2 separate regions of the Homo sapiens genome follow, and region 2 is linked to region 1. A link is a loop called in an ENCODE intact Hi-C map of the cell type or tissue named here. Cell type or tissue: sigmoid colon. All regions are shown on one strand.

Evidence for each region. Hi-C counts contacts between places; a loop is a spot of excess contacts. Peaks named below come from ENCODE experiments on the same cell type or tissue, not always from the same donor. Only the 100,000 strongest peaks of a DNase experiment are listed, where the experiment ranks them.
Region 2: it touches region 1 in a loop (1.9-fold over the local background); 4 of 110 quality-filtered maps call a loop at or near these places.

The regions. Positions count from the first base shown.
Region 1 is chr5:77,423,515-77,426,014 of GRCh38, reverse strand. It overlaps PDE8B (phosphodiesterase 8B), which reads right to left. Exons shown (of 22, transcript NM_003719.5): 21 at 119-248. Among named protein-coding and RNA genes, the nearest start is that of WDR41, 68 kb to the left of the region's middle. In sigmoid colon, no CTCF peak of the experiment used is centred here; no DNase peak of the experiment used is centred here.
Region 2 is chr5:77,304,942-77,307,441 of GRCh38, reverse strand. The region is part of intron 1 of PDE8B (phosphodiesterase 8B); the gene reads right to left. Among named protein-coding and RNA genes, the nearest start is that of PDE8B, 96 kb to the right of the region's middle. In sigmoid colon, no CTCF peak of the experiment used is centred here; DNase peaks (open chromatin) are centred at 1,341 and 1,831.

The DNA.
Region 1 (2,500 bases):
GACAGCCACATTTTTAAAAATATATTTTGTTTACCTTTAGGCTCACCCTGTGTCACTAAAGATAATATTCGTAAAGTATAACAATTTTCTTTGGGTGACAAAACAGTAACTGTCTTACCATCCCAAGCATCAAACATGTCTGTTATGAAGTAGTCAATGAAAGAGATCTGAGACTTGGGGATGCTACAGGTATTCCGGTCAAACACTGGCATCACCACAGGTAGTCCCTGTCTCTTCTCTTCATCAGTCTGTAAGAAAAAACCACCACATAGGGCTGGAGGACATGCGAGACACTTTCACAGTAATATCCTGTTTCTCAGAACAACCCTGTGAAAATGGGTCATTATCCAGTTTTCTCAATGAAGAAATAGGCTCAGCAAGGTCCTCAGACTTACGTAAGTCAGCTGAGCTACACTGACTACACTCAGACCTTCCCACTCTCAAGCCTCTTTTTTTGTTTTTGAGACAGTGTCTCACTCTGTTGCCCAAGCTGTAGTACAGTGGTGCAGTCTCGGTTCACTGCAACCTCCGCCTCCCAGGTTCAAGCAATTCTTCTGCCTCAGCCTCCTGAGTAGCTGGGAATACAGGCACCTGTCACCACGTCCAGCTAATTTTTAGTAGAGAAGGGGTTTCACCATATTGGCCAAGCCAGTCTTGAACTCCTGACCTCAGATGATCTGCCTCCCTTGGCCTCCCAAAGTGCTGGGATTATAGGCACGAGCCACTGTGCCTGGCCCCAAGCCTCTTTCTATGTGATACCATAGCATCTCCTGACACATTGATCTCAGGGTACTTAGCCCCTTTTCTGGGATCTGCTTTTATCATTGCAAAGTCAAAGCTCTGTTCAATGTCATACAAACACAAATTCTCATACCAAAACTACTGACATTTACACTGAGAAGAAGCAATAGTGGGTAAAACTGCTAACACCTTAGCATGACTCAATGAACTAGCACCAAACTGTATTAATAGCCATAGTCATTATATTATTTGCTGCCACATGTTTGCACTTAAAAAAAGTTTCAGGCCAAGCCCAATGGCTCATGCCTGTAATCCCAGTGATATGGGAGGTCAAGGCAGGAGGTTCGCTTGGGGCCTGGAGTTTTGAGTCTGCATTGAGCCAGGACTGCCACTGCACTCCAGTTTGGGTTACAGAGTGAGATCTTGTCTCACATTAAAAACAAAAAACAAAAAACAAAAAAACAGAACCAGTTTCACTTGAGAATTACCTCTTTGAAGCAGTAAGAGTTATTAATTGTATTAAATCTTGACCTTCGAAGTACATGTCTCTGTAATATTCTGGATGATGAATGTGATGAAATGGGAGTACACGTACACTTGAACTGCATACCAAAATCTGCTGGTTGTCTTGTGGAAAGCACTTATGCACTTGAATTGAGCTGAACCAGCTGTTTTTATCCATGGACCATTATTTTCACTGGAAAGAATGACTGTCAAACTATGATTGTTCAAACTTGGGTATTAGCCTTGCAGCTTTTGAGGTGTGTGGAAATCTGAGTATTCTGCACATTAAACTAAGGCCATCATCATTCATTGAGCTGAGTATTAGGATCCGCATTTCCTGGTGGTGTATTAAGCCAGAAGGCCAGCTCAAAGGCTTCATTTGTAACTTTCATTTTTAGGTCACCCTGGCTTATGAACATTAGTACATTGCTTTTTGGGAAAAGGACACCTAAATAGGAAGCTTTTATCAAAAAACTTAAAAGCACATTTTTCTCATCCTCCATTCACACTGAGAACAACTAGGAGTAGTACGTCAGGTCCTCTCTCTGTGGGTCCGGGGAAGCCCATTGATGAGCAGCTTTTGGCTTGGCTTGCTCATTTCAGGTCAGTCGATCAAGCAGCCTTAAAATATCCACTGGTGTTCAAGGAGTCATTTGATCCTCACTCCCTTCCTGTTCTTCTCTCTGGAAAGCTCAGAACTACCTGTCCTACTTTTCTTCAATTCAGAGGCTCTCTTCCCAGAAAGCTGCAGTCTACTTACTGGATTTCATGAACAGACACTTCTCAAAAGACGACACACAAGCAGCCAATAAACATAAAAAAAAAAATGTCCAGGCTGGGTGCGGTGGCTCACGCCTGTAATCCTAGCACTTTGGGAGGCCAAGGCAGGCGGATTGCCTGAGCTCAGGAATTCGAGACCAGCCTGGGCAACACAGGGAAACCCCATCTCTACTAAAATACAAAAAATTAGCCGGGCATGGCAGTGTGCACCTGTAGTCCCAGCTACTTGGGAGGCTGAGGCAGAATTGCTCAAGCCTGGGAGGTGAGGGTTGCAGTGAGCTGAGGTCATGCCACTGCACTCCAGCCTGGGCAACAGAGCAAGACTGTCTCAAAAAAAAAAAAAAAAAAAAAAAAAAACTAAACAAAACAAAAGTCCAGCATCACTAATCAGACATGCAAATCAAAACCACAATGAGATACCATCTCAAACTAGTCAGAATGGCTATTAAAAAGTCAGAAAATAACAGATGTTGGC
Region 2 (2,500 bases), 120 kb after region 1:
GTCTATCACTCACTTTTGCTTGAAGTTTGGCTGAATATAGAATTCTGGTTGAGAGACATTTTCTCTCCCACTTTGAAGTTGAGAAAGAGGAGGTAATACTTCTGGTTTGGGAGGTGGGGAGATCAAGGAAGGCTTCATGAAGGCAGGCAGGTGGTGAAGAATAGGGGGACGAAGATACTGGGTTGGGGAAGGAGATTCTAGGCATAGGGAACAGCACAGGCACAGGCATGGAGGCAGGAAAGCGAAGGTGCTGGTGGGGAGAAAACAAGTGTCCAGAGAGCTGGATTGCAGTGTGAGAAAGGGTCGACTGGGAAGGCTGGGGTCAGATCCTCAGAGGACACAGGAAGGAGCTCTCTTTTTTAATCTCTAAGCACCAATCACATTGCAGGTGTTTGAGCAAAGGATTAACGTAATAAGATCTGTGACTTGGGAAAATCAAACATTGGCTTGCCCACTTTCTGAACAACCAAGAACAGAGATTTAGCAAAAACTAAACAAAAACACCACTATGAGTAGGAACTACAGCAATGAAAGCAAGTGGGAAAATACACTGCAATGATCAAGAAAAAAACTCAGCTTGGCTTCACTTCAATAGAAAGGGAACTCCACGATACAACCCAGCTGGTGCAGGGTAGGCAGATGGAAGAGGCAAACTCACGAGAGAAATCAAGGTAGTTCAGGTTGGTTAATTCACCTGTCACGCCACCACATTCTCTAGAGGTGATTGCTGCAGCTCTTAATAGTTTCAGCTTCAGGAATTTTGTTAAGTAACTTGGCATCGAGTTTTAGAGCCTTCCTCAGACAAGAGGGAAGCTAAGGATTCAGGAAGGAAAGCAGTTGACCTGGAAAGCCCTTTCCTGCCTCAGCAGCTAACGCATCCTTCAAGGGCCTGCTCCAACGCCCTTGCCCTCTGACAATGGTTCAAGTCCAACTTCACCCAAAGAAGAACCAGTGATTTCTCTCCTCAGTACTCCTGTATTCATAGCACTGATTTTGTTACTCATTTAAATATCTCACTCCTTGGCAAGACTGTGAGTTTCTTGAGGACATAGTCTCTGTCTTTTTCACAATTTTATCCCCAGCATCTACAAGATGCTCAGTAAATGCTTTGTGGAATTGAATTAAACTGAAAAGAACAGACAGCTTTTAAGTAACAGAGTGAAGATTGAGACTTCATTCTTCCTAACTCCCAGTGCACTGCTCTTCCATTATGCTCCAAAATTGGAAGCATTAATTCTGCAGCACTCATCTTTCTGGTATGGCTTCTGGACTCCATTCAGACTCTGCAAAACAGATGATGCAGTGCCTGGCGATCCCTGCTTGTGCCTGGTAGTCTGTTAACAGGGCTGGCCCAGCACCAAGAAGAAAAAGGGTATGCATGCGTGTGCATGTGCGTGTGTGTCCAGGTGGGGGTGGAATGTCTGAGTTCCAAAACTCAGAGTCTGAATCTTCCCCACTTCAATGACTTCTCCTTTAGAATCCCTTCCTTCCCACCATCTACAGTACTGAGTGTTCGCACACACACAGCTTAAGGCAAGCTTGACTTGCACTTTGTGACGGGTCCACGGTGAAGATCATTTCACACTGAAAAGACACCAGCTGTGGGCACAGAAATAGGCACTTTTAAATGCTCTTCATCAACTCTGTCTGCTGCCCTGTTGGCTCTGATTTAAAAATAGCATTTAATGATCTCAATATGTGCCCTGTCCACCCTCCATTCTCAGGCCAAACTTAGTTCTTTATTCGTCTGAGCTCTGGGTAAACAAAGGTTGTGTCTGCCTTTTGCCTTTTTAATGGGCCCCTGTCTGTCCTCTGGCTTCCAGTCAGAAAGGGACTGGCCCTGCAGCCTCTAGGTGATCCCACTGTGAGGCTGGGCCTCCCTGCTCTATGCTGGGAAACTCTGTCCCATCCCACCCTCTCTCCCCTGCCAACTGTGCTTAGCACACCCAGAACACTCTCTTCCTTCTGTCCCCTCTCAGTTGTGGGCCCTGCTGGCTGGCGCTGCCCTCACTCCAGCCTCCAGCCTTACCTGGCTGTGGTCTGGCTGCCCTCCAGCACCTCCTGGCAACTCTGATACCCTGGACCTTTCAGGGCCCAAGAGCTCACTGGGCAGCCCATGAGCTTCCCTTCTCCTTCCTGCTTCCAATCCTCTGGTCTAGAAGTTCTCAACCTGGGCTTCATATTAGAAGTACCTGGGGAACTTTAAAAATATATCAATGCCTGGGTCCTATTTGACACCAAGATAACTGGAATCTCTAAAATCTCTAAGAATGGGGCCCAAGTGTCTTCAACTTTTTATCTCCTTGGGTTTAGCCAGGGTTGAGAACCACTAGTCTATTCTTTTGAGCAGACTTGTCTGTTGCTAACTTCAATTCCTGCTTCTTTAATGGCCCCTCCTGCAGACTCTATTACATATCCATTTACTCAACAAACACCGGTGGAACACTTACCTCGTGGAAGGTAACAACACCCACCCAAGACTCAGCTATCATGCCTGGAC